Regions from separate parts of the Homo sapiens genome. Here region 1 is linked to region 2. Evidence: chromatin loops called from intact Hi-C (ENCODE). Cell type or tissue: endothelial cell of umbilical vein. All regions are shown on one strand.

Region 1 (8,000 bases), 320 kb before region 2:
GCAGCATTTTGGCTCTCTCCTGGCATACAAGGCTTTCCCTGGTCTGGCCCTGGTCTGCCTTTCAGGCCCAGCTCCTCCTCACCCCCAGCATGAAGCCCCTCCACAGTCCACTCACACCACGCTGCTCCTCATTATCCACGTGTTCTCTACGTTCCTCTTTTTGTTCATTCTGGTGTCTCGGCTGGCTGGCCCTCCCCTTCTCTGTCTATCTACTTCTCGTTTCTCAAAGGTCAGTGTAAATGGAACTTCCTCTGTAAAAAGCCCTTCCCAACCTCCTAGGCTAGAATTAATGGCTCCTTCCTGGAATACCCCTGGATTGTGCTCTTAGGCCTCTGTGATGGCACTCATTTCATTCTGCCTTGTGGTACAGTTACTGGCTTGTGAATCTGTTCTCCACGTCGACTCTGAGGTCCTTGAGGGCAGTGACTGCAGTGCCTGGGGTGGAGCTTTGGTATGTGGAGTGAGGACAGACAGGCCTGGGAATGAAGCCCAGCTCTGCCCTTACCACGTAAGTGAGCTCCCTGTGTTTCAGTCTCCTTACCTATGATATGTGATTGAAAATACTCACTTCCTAGGATCGTTGGGATAAGGGAACAAGATGACATGCATAGCAAGGTGCCTGAGAGTGTTTGCTCTCAATATTAACATCCTTCCATGTCCCTTGCATATGGGAGGTATTCAGTATATTGTATCGAAGGAGTCAAACACACATGTAATGGGCCTTCTTTGAGGTTCAACCATATTTCATATTGGAATTTTACTTAATACTTTACAAGATGGAGTGCAAGTGTGATCTGATTTGATTTTCACAAAGTAATGTGAAGTATGTTGGCAGATATTATAGTTGCATTCTGTTAAGGCACAAGGTAAGCTGATGTAAAACAAGAGACGCAAAAAGATAAACATTTATTTCTCTTGCACATACAAGTCCAGAGGTAGGCAGGCAGGCCGATCAGGGTGGCTCTGCTCCGTAAAGTTACCTGAGCACCCTGGTTCCTAATATCTTAGTACTCCATCATCCCATATGGAATTGTTCTCTTCCACATGGTTGAAGCTATTACCACGACCAAGTCCAAGGAGAACGAGGAGGGGAAGGGCAAACAGTTTCCTTTTAAGGAAATGACCTGGAAGTTGCATGTGTTACTTCCACTCACATCCCATTGGTCAAATCTTGGTCACATGGCCATACCTAGCTGCAAGTGAGTCTGGGAAGCATAATCTCTGGGTAGGCAGCCATGTGTTCAGCTAAAATCCAGGGTGGGGGATTCTATTATTAGAATTTAGCTGAACACATTCTTCCATTATTCCTTTTATAAATATTATTCAGTCAATATTCATAATATTCAGTAAATATTATGAGAAATACTCTGGGAGTACCAAATGTGTTCTCTGTGATATTCAGAGGTAGATGAGGGGGATCTACTCACAGGAATTTTAAATCTAGGAGGGGAAAGAAGAAAAATAGTACAAAGGATAAAAGATGTGAGGGAGTGCTTGGTAAGAGACCCAGGTGGTAAGAATGAGTGGAACGTAAGGAAATAGCAATCGTTGTGGCAGAGGTGGTCAGGTAAAGCATCACAGTAGAGAGGGAACTTTGAGGTCCTTGAAGCTTGGAAACCTGGATAAGAGGGACTAGAAGCTGTGTGATGCAGTGGGAAAAGCTCTGGCCTCACTGGATGAAGGAAGATCTGGGTTTGAGCCTTGGATTTGCCATATAAAAGCTGTGTGGCTTTGAGCAAATCATACCTCTTTGGGCATCAGTTTCCTTATCCATAAAATCAGAGGTTTTCTTTTCTCTTTTTGAGACAAGGTCTCACTCTATTACCTAGGCTGGTGTGCAGTGGTGCAATCATGGCTCACTGCAGCCTTGACTTCCCAGGCTCAAGCAATACTCCCACCTCAGCCCCTGGAGTAGGTGGGACCACAGGTGTGCACACCAGGCCCAGCTAATTTTTAAAAGTTTTTGCAGAGACGGGATCGCACTATGTTGCACAGTGTATTAGTCTGTTTTCATGCTGCTGATAAAGACATAACTGGAACTAGGCAATTTACAAAAGAAAGAGGTTTAATTGGACTCACAGTTTCATGTGGCTGAGGAGGCCTCACAATCATGGCAAAAGGCAAGGAGGAGTAAGTCACATCTTACATGGATAGCAGCAGGCAAAGAGAGCTTGTGCAGGGAAACTCCCCTTTTTAAAACCATGAGATCTCTTGAGACTCATTCACTATCAGGAGAACAGCACAGGAAAGAGCTGCCCCCATAATTCAATCACCTCCCACCGGGTTCCTCCCATGACATGTGGGAATTGTGGGAGTTACAATTCAAGATGAAATTTGGGTGGGGACACAGCCAAAAGATATCACTCAGGTTGGTCTCGAACTCCTGGGCTCAAATGATCCTCCTGCCTCAGCCTCCCAAAGTGCTGGGATTATAGGCATGAGCCACCGTGCCTGGCCCAGCAGGTTTTCTAATTGTCACATAGCTCTAGTGGCCCTGCATAGTCCCCCACCCCCACTCCTAGAACCATCTTAGGAGGGGAAGAGTTAGTTGGGTTCAGAGAAGTTGGGAGGGACATAATTAGACCATCTCCACTTCAACCAGATAGTTCTGCTTTTATCTGTTTTATTTACTGGTATCCTCAGAAAGTCTGATTAAATGCTTCTTTTGCTTAAATACTGATGACGGTGATGCCTAAGTTCCCTCTTGACTCTAGGGTTCTCTGAAACAGAACAAATGCAAGGGAGGTAGAATTCATAACTTCACAGGTTCTGTAAAAAATGACATAAGTACCATCATCTTAAAAAAAAGAAATAATACATTCTTCAGTACTTTGTATTGATTTTTTCTTCAAAAAATGAATAGCTAGTGGATTCAAAGCAAGCTATTATTCTTTTTTTTTTTTCCTGAGACGGAGTCTCGCTCTGTTGCCCAGGCTGGAGTGCAATGGCACTATCTTGGCTCACTGCAATCTCTGCCTCCCAGGTTCAAGTAATTCTCCTGCCTCAGCCTCCCGAGTAGCTGGGATTACAGGCACCCGCCATCATGCCTGGCTAATTTTTGTATTTTTAGTAGAGTCAGGGTTTCAACAACTCCTGACCTCAGGTGATCCATCCTCCTCAGCCTCCCAAAGTGGATTACAGTCATGAGCCATCGCGCCTGGCCGCAAGCTATTATTCTTGACATGTTTCTTCTTCGGAAGCCATAAAGTGGTGATGATGCCACCTTTTCAGCTACATATGAGGTAGGGAAGTCTTTATGTTTCTAGGAATCACAAGAGGTTTCTGTCAAAGGAAATGAAGGAGAGTCCCTACTGTGTTTTAGTAGCTCCCTACTGGTGGCTATCAGGACACCTTCCAGAGTGGGCTGTGAGGCCTTACTGGTCTCACTACAGTGAGGGAAAGAACACTGCTTCCTTCTGAAGGCTGGGACAAATGCAGCTATCACAGCCTGCCCTTCTACAATCTCTCAACACTGTGGTACGTGTGATAGACCTAACTTAGCGCCATGCCAAGCCTGATGGGAATCTCCTGTAATTTTTGTAAGGAGAGCTTTTTAGTCAGGGTTCAGCCCAGAACAGAAACTGCCCAAATATTTTTAAGAAGAAACAGAGTTACTATACAGTAACTGCCTCTTATCATGCTCAGTCTTCATGAGCTCAGTGCCCAGAGCTTTGATGCTTCTGCCTCACTTCTGCTCTCCAAATCTCATGCAAGCACATCTAATTGGCAGAAAATAATTTGCATCCAGCTCCCTAGCTGCAAAGATTATCTGGGAAATGTAGTTTTTAGCCTTCTAGCCTCTGTAGTACAGGAACACCCACTGGAAGGAAATGCTGGGTGCCCAGAGACCATATCCAGCCACATTTTCCTTTACTCAAACATTTGACCAGAGATCACTAGTACTGGTAACACCTGCCAACATTATTTCTCATGAGGGTTATGAAAAACACTGAAAAGGCACAAGGGGCAGTGTACACTATAACCACGTGGGGCTCCTATCTTCCTGTATTTCTTCCTATCCAGAGATGGATGGATTGTGGACTCTATGATTCAGAACTGATGTTTAGAGAATAAAAATAATAATAGTCACAAATGATTAATGGCTGAAATCCTGTTTCAGGATTTAGACACAAGAACTGCTCCACCGAGAGAATCTCCTTGGGGAAAGGGGCATATTTAGAAACATGCCATGTTAGGAGAACCTTAGAAATCATCAGTTTAGCATTTTCCAAAGTTTGCCAAAAACTTTTTAGATCCACATGATGCTTTACCAAAAACAAAGGGATTCAGTGATCAAATAAGTTTGGGAAACAGTGCATATCCCCATCCTGAAGAACCACGGTGCACATCAGCATATCGGAGGCTCTAGGAAGTCCTGCGGTAAGGGATCTGCTTAACTTTGGTCCACTGGTTTCCAAATGTATCTGGCCCTAGAACCTTTCCTTTTTTACACAATGCCTGTTAACCTTCTGAGGAATTGGAGTTCGACGGGACATGTGCTGTGAGGACTGGATCTAATACCAACTCCTCTTTTTCCATATGAGGAAGCTGAGGTCCAAGGCAATGAAGTTATTTGCCTGTGATCACAGAAATCCTGGGCAGTACAGGTGGGAATAAAACCAGAGTTTTTTCTTCTTCCTCACATGGCCTTATCAAAATTAATTGTCCTCCCTTACATCTCTCGGCATCATCAGTAAGGTAACAGCTACTAAGAGATGGGCTACTTAAGGAAAATCATACTTTAAACAGTACCCCACCAACATGGAAGGATTCTTTTACCCGTGGGGTCCCACAACCAACTTATCACAAAGGAAAAATGGGAGAACAGTCACTTAGCCTATGTTTACCCCTAAATGATCAGTGTTTTCAGACCAGCTGGGATATTCTTAGACTCATCTTTCTGTCAACCAAATCACAGACCATCACAAAATGACACCAAGAATACTAGTTATCTAGAATACTAGTTATCTATTACTGCAAAATAAATGATCCTGAAACCTAAAACAATAAACCTTTGTTATGCCTCAGTTTCTGTGGGAATCTTGGAGTGGCTTAGGTGTGTGGTTCTGGTGCAGCCTTTTGTGAGGTCACAGACAGAGTGTCAGCCAGGGATGCAGTCATCTGAAGACTTGACTGGGGCTGGAGAACCTCCTCTCAAGGCAACTCCCACACAAGCCTAGGAAGTTCATTCTGGCTGTTGGCAAGGGGCTTCTGTTCCTTGCCATGTGGACTGCTTGCCATAGGCTGCTTGAGTGGCCTCATCACAGACATGGTGGTTGGCTTTCCCCAGAGTGAGTAATCCGAGAGAGAGAGCAAGGAGGAAGCCTTGGTGCCTTTTATGACCCCAGTCTCAGAAGTCACATACCATCAATTCTGCCATAGTCTATCTTTATTTAGAAGTGAGCCATCATATCCCACTCACACTCAAGGGGAGAAGAGTTAGTTTCTCCCTTTTGAAGGGGGAAGTGTCAAAGAATTTGTGGATGTATTTTAAAACCACCACACCAAGAAAGAGTTGCAAGGGGGAAGGATGCTAATTAAATGACAAATAACAACAACAAACAAACAAGAAAGGCTGGGTGCAGTGGCTCATGCCTGTATCCCAGTGTTTTGAGAGACCTAGGTGGGAGGATTGCTTGAGGCCAGGAGTTTGAGACCAGCCTGGGCAACACAGGGAGACCCCATCTCAAAAAAAAAAAAAAAAAAAAAAAAGCCGGGCATGGTGGCTCGTGCCTGTAGCCCCAGCTATTTGGAGGCTGAGGTGGGAGGATAGCTTGAACCCAGGAGTTTGAGGCTTCAGTGAGCCATGATTGCACCACTGTACTCTAGCCTGTGCGACAGAGCAAGACCCTGTCTAAAAAAACAAAAAACACCCAAGAAACATTTTGAGGGTAAAAATCCATTTAGAACAAGAACAAATACTAAACAGAAACTCTGAAAGAGACCAGGAATTTAAATTTACATGGGACTTGATGCCCAACCTGAATCATTGGCATAAACATCCTTGAACTTCTTTGTAAAACAAACTTCTGAATAAAAGAACTTCTGAGAGAAAACTTCTATTGCTGGCACTGTGACTAGGGGAGTAGATGAAGGATTTGAATCAAGGATAAGCAATTCAGAGGGCATATCCAGTGGTTTGACATGTATCCTTCTAAGTTAACTTTTCCTTTCTCAAGACTTTCAATTTTCTAAATGTTCAATATCCCAACATGACCAAAAGGGTCAAATTCCAGCTCTAGTCTTCACATCTTTTTTTTTTTCCTTCTGAAGGTTTATATTCATTTCCCTATGCTGTCTGAAAGAAGATACCATGATCTAATTGCCTAAGAATTTATTTCCAAATAGTTGTTGACAGAGCCTGGAAGTCTCAGAAAGATCAGATGGATCGTATTCCTTCCTTTACTCAAGAGTTTTTTTTTTTTTTTAATTAAAACAAAAAACAAAAAACCCAGCAACAACTATGATCCCTAAAGAACTTTCCTTTGTGGCACCTGGAGTATTCAGTCAATCAACAAGCTTTTCCTGGACATATGATGGAGATGAGATGTTCTCTAGGACTCATATTGGAAGCTAAACAGAAAACAGATGCAGATACATACAATAATCACAAAAGTGGGATTGAGAAAGAGAGAGAGGAATGGGGCTGAGGCTACATCTAGGCAGCTGTGTGCAATGAGGTGGATTTATTAAGGAAAATGTTCCAGAAAAGATGAACTTAAAGCTATTCTAAATATTTGGGGGAAACTTGAGCAAAAGTTTGGAGAGAAAAGAATGAAGACTGAATTTTTAGGTCATCAAAGAGATGAACAAGGGGTGGGCTGGAATATAGTAGGAGATGAGGCTGGAAGGGGAGGGTGGAGACGGTGATTAAGATGGTTTTGAACAAACTGATCTGCAAAGAGTTCGGTGTGGTTGGAGCAATTATAGGTTGGTGCAAAAGTAATTGTGGTTTTTGCAATTAAAAGTAATGGCAAAACCGCAATTACTTTTGCTCCAACCTAATATTTTGCGAGAGGAAAAATTTTTTTCAGTATACTGTCTCCCAAACCAAACCAAACCAAAACAAACAAACAAACAAAAAAGCCCAAACCAAAAAAATCTTTGCTTATTAATAGAGACTCTTAGAAAGCCAGACCTTTATAGGAAGATGTGGGTTTAAGATCTTTCACCACCTTCTTGAGCAACATCCTGTCACCATCAAGACTGAAGGTCAACCAACTGCCCATGGAGGAAAGGCTTGAGAAAGGTCAGTGGCTAACTCATTCATTCATTCATTCATTCAATAAGCATGCAGTGAATGCCTTTAGGTTTGAGAGGCAAGTAGGATTAAATATACCATCTGTGGGACTGGGACAAGATGGCAGGCATGTCTTCATTTATCAGCATAAGTTTCATCTTTCTCTTTCTCCATGTCATGGAAATTATTGAAATATTTTTCAAAAAATTTAAATGAACATTTATTGTGACCCTTCTATGTATATGTCAGGGACTATGCTAGGTGCCAGGGATACTAAAATGACTGAAGCATCATATTGACAATGGTGACAATAAACTTACAGCCTAAATATTTCCTTTTCTGCTTCTAGCTTTTGCTGTGCCAAAAGGGGGAACTATTTCTCCTGGAACAGAGTGGACAAATGTGCAGCAGGTGAACAGAATCATATTTGCTTTCCAGCTGTTGCACCAGCTGTGTCATGCTGACAGTGGCCTCCACCTGTCTAACTCCTGCTTCCACCAATTCAGAACCAAGATATTTTTATACTCATATCCTGGTATAAACCAACTGCTGATGGAAGTTCTTTGATGCTGAATTTGGAATCAAATACATTCTACTTTCTGGAAATCCATATACTGGGTGGCTGCTTCAATAGCAGCGGACACAAGATGTAAAATGCAGCAATGGTCAAGGAATTTCTCAGGGGAGGAATCAATCCTCTCATTTTGGTGGAGGAACCTTGGATACAGGGAGGATGAGGGACTGACTCAAAGTCATCTGG
Region 2 (8,000 bases):
GCAAATAGTAGAAAATATTTATAAAACTCCCCAAAGACTATATACCAAATTTCACAAATTTTATTTAATGAGGAGACATTAATAATTTGTATTTGTAAAAGAGCATGAACTCTCTCTCAGTGTGCTCACATTTCTTACTAATTATAAGGCTGAAGTTTAAATGAGTTGTTATATTTCAAATAAACCAGTAATAGATAAACTAAACCAGGTATAAGTGATGCTAGTTCATTAATCAGGAGGCCTGTAACATTATCCTTTGTAAAAAGATGGTATGTCTTTTGGTAAAAAATAAAAGCAGCAGAGTACAATTCTTTTTTTTTTTTTTTTTTTTGAGACGGAGTTTCGCTCTTGTTGCCCAGGCTGGAGTGCAGTGGTGCAATCTTGGCTCACTGCAACCTCCACCTCCCGGGTTCAAGTGATTCTCCTGCTTCAGCCTCCCAAGCAGCTAGAATTACAGGCACGTGCCAACAGACCTGGCTAATTTTGTATTTTTAGTAAAGATGGAGTTTCACCATGTTGGCCAGGCTGGTCTCGAATTCCTGACCTCAGGTGATCCACCTGCCTCAGCCTCCCAAAGTACTGGGATTACAGGTGTGAGCCACCACGCCCAGCCAATTCTTAAGTCACACTTCTTCCTGGAGTACCCTAACTTGAAACTGACATGCTGAGAGTGCTGTCTGCTGACAGTCAACAGAACTGCAGGCACATGGTATCTAGGTCTCCTTTGTAGCCTTACACACATACCTATCTGTTCTTTCTTTATATCATACTATTATTTCATAATAGTATGCTATTTGTTTACTTGTACTTGCTTTTCACAATGAAGTTGATGTTGCAAATTCCAGTGTTATCTTCTGTTTCCATTGTTTTTAATAAAGAGTAAGGTTCGAAACTGGTGAGTTATTCAGTTTTTACTGACTTTAAAAGACCATTCTTGGGGCCTGCGAATAATATGCTTAGGTTTCTAGCCTTAAATTCCATGGTCCTTGCCTTGATACTAGATTCCTGCCTCTCATTCAGGCTTTCTCCACATCCTGGACTTCACTCCTGAAACAAGATTACTGGTTGTGGATCAAAATTCTTTTAACTACAAATGGAATGCTCAAGAATGCTGAGTGATTCCATATGTGTAGGTCCACATTCTAAATCTACTGGAAAGCATTTGACGTGAAAAAAAAAAAAAGACATTGCACAGGCAGGTAAGGAAATCTCATTGCAAGGTGTTCTTGTGACAGAATGGCTTAGCTTGTGAAACAATGCCATTCCAGTAGTCCTCCCCAATCCATGGTTCTGCTTTCCATGGTTTCAGTTACCCGTGGTCAACCACAGTTTGAAAATATTTAATGAAAAATTCCAGAAATAAACACCGCATAAGTTTTAAATTGCACGCCATCCTGAGTAGTGTGATAAAAATCTCACACTAACCTGCCCAGGATGTGAATCATCCCTTTGTCCAGCTTATTCACCCTGTATATTCTTCCCTCTTATTCGTTACTTTGTAGCCCTCTAGGTTATCAGATCAACTGTATCTCAGCGCTTGTGTTCAATAACCCTTATTTTACCTAATGGCCTCAAAGCGCAAGACTAGTGATGCTGATATATTGTTACAATTGTTCTATTTTATTATTAGTTTTTGTTATTAATCTCATATTGTCCCCAATATAAATTAAACTTTATCATAGGCATGTATGTATAGGAAAAAACGCAGTGTATATAGATGTTCGGTACTAGCTTTGATTTCAGGCATCCACTGTAGGTCTTGGAACACATATCCCTCGCCGCTCACAGATAAAGGGGGACTGCTGTGTACTGAACACTGTACCTAAAAAAGGACTCGTCATCTCAAACTGTAGGAATACTTGGGATAGCTGTAGAAGCAGGGAAAGTGGAAGACTTCTTTCTTCCAGTCTAAACAAAAAAGAAAATTATGCTTCTACAGACTGGATACTTTCTGTTTTTCTTTGCATTTATACGGTTGATTGGTTTCTTGAGTCTGAATGGACTATGGGAAAATTCCAGAAAGGACTTGAACTGATGATGTGATTCCCCTGAAATGGAGAACCACAACTTTATATTTAATTTTCCACTCTCAGTATAACAGCATGAATTTTTAAAAGAATGACTCAACGTTCTTTTTATAAAGAACAGGTTGCAAATATAGCACAATCAGGTCCCAGAGTGAGGCAACTTGTCATGAATTTAGTCCAAGTCTTCTGGCTCTAGGAAGTGAAAATAAGAAGGCAAACACATGGTTTACTTACATTTACTCATAACCATTCTGTGGCAAAATTATTAAATAATTTGCCCAAATAAGCAAGATGTGGTAGAACTAGGATTTGAACCAAGGTGGATCAGCTGCAGAGGCCATACTTTTAGCCTACTTCACCATTTTCCTTCTCCATACAATTTAAGAATGTGGAGATGATGAGTCATACCAGAGTTTTTGTGCCCGCGCTTGCTTCTGCCTTCCTTCAGTAGGCATTATCACCGAATATGGCTACCATTTTGTATCTGTTCTAAACAAGCACTTTGCATACATTATCTTAGTTAATTCTGTGATGTAGATATTTATTCCCCCAATTTTGAATAAGAAAACTGCAAATTGTTCAAAGTTTTTTAGAGCATAGATATCAGAACTAGAATTTAAACTCACTGGTTCTGGGATCAGTGGCTCACGCCTATAATTCCAGCACTTTGGGTGGACGAGGTGGGTGGATCACCTGAGGTCAGGAGTTTGAGACCAGCCTGGCCAACATGGTGAAACCCCGTCTCTACTAAAAATACAAAAATTAGCTGGGTGTGGTGGTGTGCACCTGTAATCCAAGCTACTTGGGAGGCTGGGACAGGAGAGTTGCTTGAACCCGAGAGGCAGAGGTTGCAGTGAGCCAAGATTGCACCATTGCACTCTAGCCTGGGTGACAAGAGCAAAACTCTGTCTTGAAAAAATAAAAATAAATAAATAAACTCACTGGTATTGACACTAGGGACTTAGCCATATCTCCAACAATGAGGACCTGGGTACTGTGAGTAAGCACCCTTTCCCCTGACACAATGGGTCTGAGAGCTCAGCACATCATTCCTTGTATGTGGGATTTGCTTTTTGATACTCATGTGAAAAAACTTCCTCTCTGACAGGAAACATGCATTACTAAAATAGAGGCTGAGGTGAGCTTCCTCCACCTGCTGTCTTCAATTCCATGTCTCTCTCTCTAGCACTCCCTCACAGTCAGTGTACATGCAGAACAATCAGTCCACTATAGAAGTGCCCAGCCTATTGACTAAAGAATGATGATATCTTTGTACAACTTGTTAATTCCTGTGAAGTACACTGAAACGCTCCCATTAACTTCTTTAATATTATCCTAAAGTTTCCTGCTGTGTCAGAATAAAGTGGTCTGGCCTGGAAACCCTCCTTTTTCATGAAGTTCAGCACACTCCGCAGTACTAAAAACAGTAATTTTAGAACTGTTTGAAAAGTCTTCTGCAAGTTATTATTACTTTAAAATATGCTGCATGTTTTGTGGATGTATAAAATACAAATAAATGCAAGTTGCAAAACCTGATTTGTAAATTTCTGATATTCACAAATTGTGTGGGAGATCCTCTAAGACTCCCTCTTCCCATCTCAATCCCAGGGTGCCTGGACACTTTCTGGCTCTCTTTCCAGAAAGAAGACAGCCTTGTACCGACAGCACCACTCGGTGGTCAGGATGGAGAACTGACCAAATCAACTTTTCTTCCCTCCCAACTTTTTTTTCAAGATGATGATGCCCTTCCAAACCCCAAACCTCTTCACCTACCCCAATTTTCCTTGGACTTTGCTACTCACAGCCAAGTTGGTTCCACCTCAGGCACTCTTTCTCAAATGTACACACATCCTTTGTTAAAAAATCTTTTTTCTTTGCCCTATCCAGTTGCTTCATAACATTTTCTCACTCTTCCAACTGCCTTTATCACATACATAAGCCTAGCAGTTGCTAGGGCCAGACAAGCCGGACTTGGCCCCAAGGCTCTGAAATGTAGAGGGGCTAACCACACTTTTTAAAAATTAAGTATTTTAAAGCTTTGTGTAAAACTGATTAGGCCATTCACCCCTCAGAAATTCTGTCCTCCTCCCAGCTCCCAGCCCCTAGTATCCAGTTGGCTCCTGCCCATAGCAGAGTCTTCTATAGCAGCCAGGGATGGAGGTGCAAAGTAAGAAAAGAAAATGGAAAGGAAAAAAGGAAGGAAGAGAGGGAGGGAGAGAGGAAGAAAGAAAAAGAATGGAGAAAAAGAAAAAGAGGGAATATTTTCGCCTGGGGGACCCCTTATGTAGCTCCCTTCCTCACTGTTTCCCATGGGTGCTGGGACTGAGAGGAAGCATAAGGGGACCCCAAAACACTCAGTAGTTAAATGCATAAAAATAATAAATAATCTTATAATGCAATATTTCTAAAACAAACTTTAAAATTAAAATAGGCTGGATGCGCTGGCTCACTCCTGTAATCCCAGCACTTTGGGAGGCTGAGGCGGGTGGATCACCTGAAGTCAGGAGTTCGAGACCAGCCTGGCCAACATGGTGAAACTCCATCTCTACTAAAAATACAAAAATTAGCTGGGCGTGGTGGCGGGCACCTGTAGTCCCAGCTACTCGGGAGGCTGAGGCAGGAGGATCGTTTGAACCTGGGAGGTGAAGGTTGCAGGGAGCTGAGATCACACCACTGCACTCCAACCTGGGCAACAGAGTGAGACTCAGTCTAAAAAAATAATAATAATTAAAATAAAAATTAATGCACAAAAATCTATGACGAGCAAAATAATCAGTATCAGAATTTTAAAAAGAGAATAGTGGTTTCCAATCAGTCCACAGGTCCCAGGTCACTGGGCTGCCAGGAGGGCCCCCCCTCCCCATCCTCCTCTCTGCCCCAGCCCCTACAGAGAGGGTTGATCTCTATGTGAGAACAGATCGACAACACAGGGCTTTATATATAGGTGTTTCCCAAATTATAGGAATTATATTAATTTTTCTACTTGATTCAATATGTGGAAGGATATTTTGATATCCATAAGTATAAAGGCACACATTGTTCCTTCTGCTTTGGGCTCCCATATGGCTGGGCAGGGTGCTGTTTCTGCTCACCAACCCCTTCTTCGCTGTGCCCCACAACTCCATGGTTTCCGTGGATCTCTCGGTCCTGGTACCCTGAAACATGCTTTTCTCTAAGCACCGATATTCATGAAAAATGACTCACTCCATACCAAGGGTTTTTTCTTCTCATTTTCTAAATTACAAAATACTGCAAAAGCATTGCTTTCAGCTAAGAACGACATCATAAATCAGTAATTGTAAGTAAGCCCAGGAACTAAACCATTATTAACCTCACTGTTTCTATGGGAAAACAATTCACTTGCAAATAAATATCTGAGGCATGATTTTTTGGTAGATGGGGGACTAATGCTTTTTAAATAAAAACGTATATAGAAATGTATGTGTTATGCATTGTAATATGAAAAAAGAAGCTCTTTAGCCCTAAACTACTGCTCTTAATTTTTAGAAAAAAAAAGAAAGAAATTTTAAAAAGAAAAAAACAAACCAACCAGGGTGCTTGTAATGCCCAGCTTGAGATCAGAATGCTAGGCCATGTCAACAGTACAGGCTTTGCCAACAACACTGAGACAAGAAAAGAAAAAGACAGGGAAGTATAACACCATTAGGCACACATTGCATAAAACTATTCAGATATAGAAGAACATTTTATTTAAATATAGATATTTACATTTTATTAAAATATTCTTGCTTTGATGTCTAATTACTTATAAGTCAATATAGGATTTATGAATGTGTCTCAACCAGTCTCAAACAGCATGTGCTTCCATTTTAAAAATAGCAAGCTAGCATCTGCTTACCTGCAGCTGGTGATTAATCATTCAGTCCACTCATTATTTTTTGGTATGAGATGAATAGAAGCATTGCTATTTAAATCATTCCTCCAAATTACCGCATGTCATCAGCAGGTCTTTGCTCTTCACTTTGGGCTTTATCTTCTTGCATGAAGTTCAGCCACATAGTAAAATACTCCCAGATGTCAATGAGGGGTGAGTGCCCCTTTTCTAAGATCTCATCCACTTAGAATCTCAGCATATATTTTTTAAAAACAATAATCTAAGTTATTCTTAACTACCTTGTTTAACTTGAGAGAGGAAATGTAATCTAATTTAGTAAGAATAAAAAATGTAACATGCACACACACACACAAACACACAATCTCTATTTTAATAGTTAAGTAGAATAAGGTACCCAGACTACGACTGTACTTTGAAAGCGCAGAAGATCTTTCTGCGGTTTATTTATTTATTTATTTATTTTTGAGACGGAGTCTTGCTCTGTCGACCAGGCTGGAGTGCAGTGGCGCTATCTCCGCTCACTGCAAGCTCCGCCTCCCGGGTTCACGCCGTTCTCCTGCCTCAGCCTCTCTGGGTAGCTGGGACTACAGGCGTCCGCCACCGCGCCCGGCTAATTTTTTGTATTTTTAGTAGAGACAGGGTTTCACCGTGTTAGCCAGGATGGTCGCGATCTCCTGACCTTGTGATCCACCCGCCTCGGCCTCCCAAAATGCTGGGATTACAGGCGTGAGCCACTGCGCCCCGCCTGCAGTTTGTTTTTTTAAATGCCTCTTTGACCATTTCTGATTAAACATCCTCAAGTTCCCCTACTTACCTATGGAATCAAGTGTCGATTCCTCAGCTTGGCTTCTAACTGCCTGACTCTATCGTGCCCTACCTACCTGTGTTCACAGGAGCCACACCAGCAGCTCCTCTTTCTAACCAACCTTCCTTGCTCATCTGGCTGAACCTTCACGTGTTTCTCATCTGACATGTTCCCCTTCCTTTGTGCCTAGCCCTCCTTCAAGTCCAGACTGAGGTGCCATGTCTGCTAAACCTTTACTTGCTTCTTTGCCCTCCCCTCCCCAACACTGACTTTCCTCAAGGCTGAGCTCTGGGTCACTGTCTGATTTGTGCAATCTTTTTTTTTTTTTTTAATTTTTTTAAAGACGTTCTCGCTCTGTCACCCAGGCTGGAGTGCAGTGGCATGATCTTGGGTCACTGCAACCTCCACCTCCTGGGTTCAAGTGATTCTCCTGCCTCAGCCTCCCGAGTAGCTGGGATTACAGGAGTGCACCACCACACCCGGCTAATTTTTGTATTTTTAGTAGAGACGGGGTTTCACCATGTTGGCCAGGCTGGTCTTGAACTCCTGACCGCAGGTGATCCACCCACTTTGGCCTCCCAAAGTGCTGGGATTACAGGAATGAGTCACTGCGCCTGATCCTGATTTGTTCATTCTAATCACTATTTTTATTGTTTTCCTCACAAGATGGTAAGTATACTGTCAGGGTATGAACTAGATCTTCTACCTCTTTTAGAGTCCTAATAAACACTTGTCAAATTAAATAAGAGTACTTATATAAATGTGAATACACCTCTCCCACACACCCACACATACACACACACAGGATGGGCCCCTGGAACCAATGTTTACTTAGTATTCATTCCGATCCCCCTCTAAGGCATATCCCTGTACCACCCTCCCATGAATCTTATCCTCAGTTTTTAATACTGGCCTTCACTGACCTTGTTATTTCATTTCTGTCATCCTCTATCATCCCTTTCTTAAACCGCACTTTTTATATTAGTCCTGAACTCTACTTAACACCTTAATTTGTCCGGGCGTGGTAGTTCACACCCGTAATCCCAGCACTTTGGGTAGGCTGAGGTGGAAGGATCACTTAAGGCCAGGAGTTCAAGACTGGTGTGGGCAACATAGGGAGACCCTGTCTCTGCAAAAAATCAAAAAATTATCTGGATATGGTGGTACCTGCCTGTGGTCCCAGCTACTCAGGAGGCTGAGGCAGGAGGATCATTTGAGCCTAGGAGTTCGAGATTGCAGTGAGCCATGGTTGCCCCACTGTACTCCAGCCTTGGTGATAGAGTGAGACCCTGTCTCAAAAAATAAAAAATAA

What was found. Peaks named below come from ENCODE experiments on the same cell type or tissue, not always from the same donor. Only the 100,000 strongest peaks of a DNase experiment are listed, where the experiment ranks them.
Region 1: it touches region 2 in a loop (3-fold over the local background); 3 of 110 quality-filtered maps call a loop at or near these places.

The regions. Positions count from the first base shown.
Region 1 is chr2:202,114,178-202,122,177 of GRCh38, reverse strand. The region is part of intron 11 of KIAA2012; the gene reads right to left. KIAA2012-AS1 (KIAA2012 antisense RNA 1) reads left to right here and starts at 5,120. Exons shown (of 4, transcript NR_135244.1): 1 at 5,120-5,291; 2 at 6,274-7,249; 3 at 7,590-8,000. In endothelial cell of umbilical vein, no CTCF peak of the experiment used is centred here; no DNase peak of the experiment used is centred here; H3K27me3 peaks cover 395 bases.
Region 2 is chr2:201,791,774-201,799,773 of GRCh38, reverse strand. No RefSeq gene overlaps it. Among named protein-coding and RNA genes, the nearest start is that of CDK15, 11 kb to the left of the region's middle. In endothelial cell of umbilical vein, a CTCF peak has its summit at 3,702; a DNase peak (open chromatin) is centred at 3,693.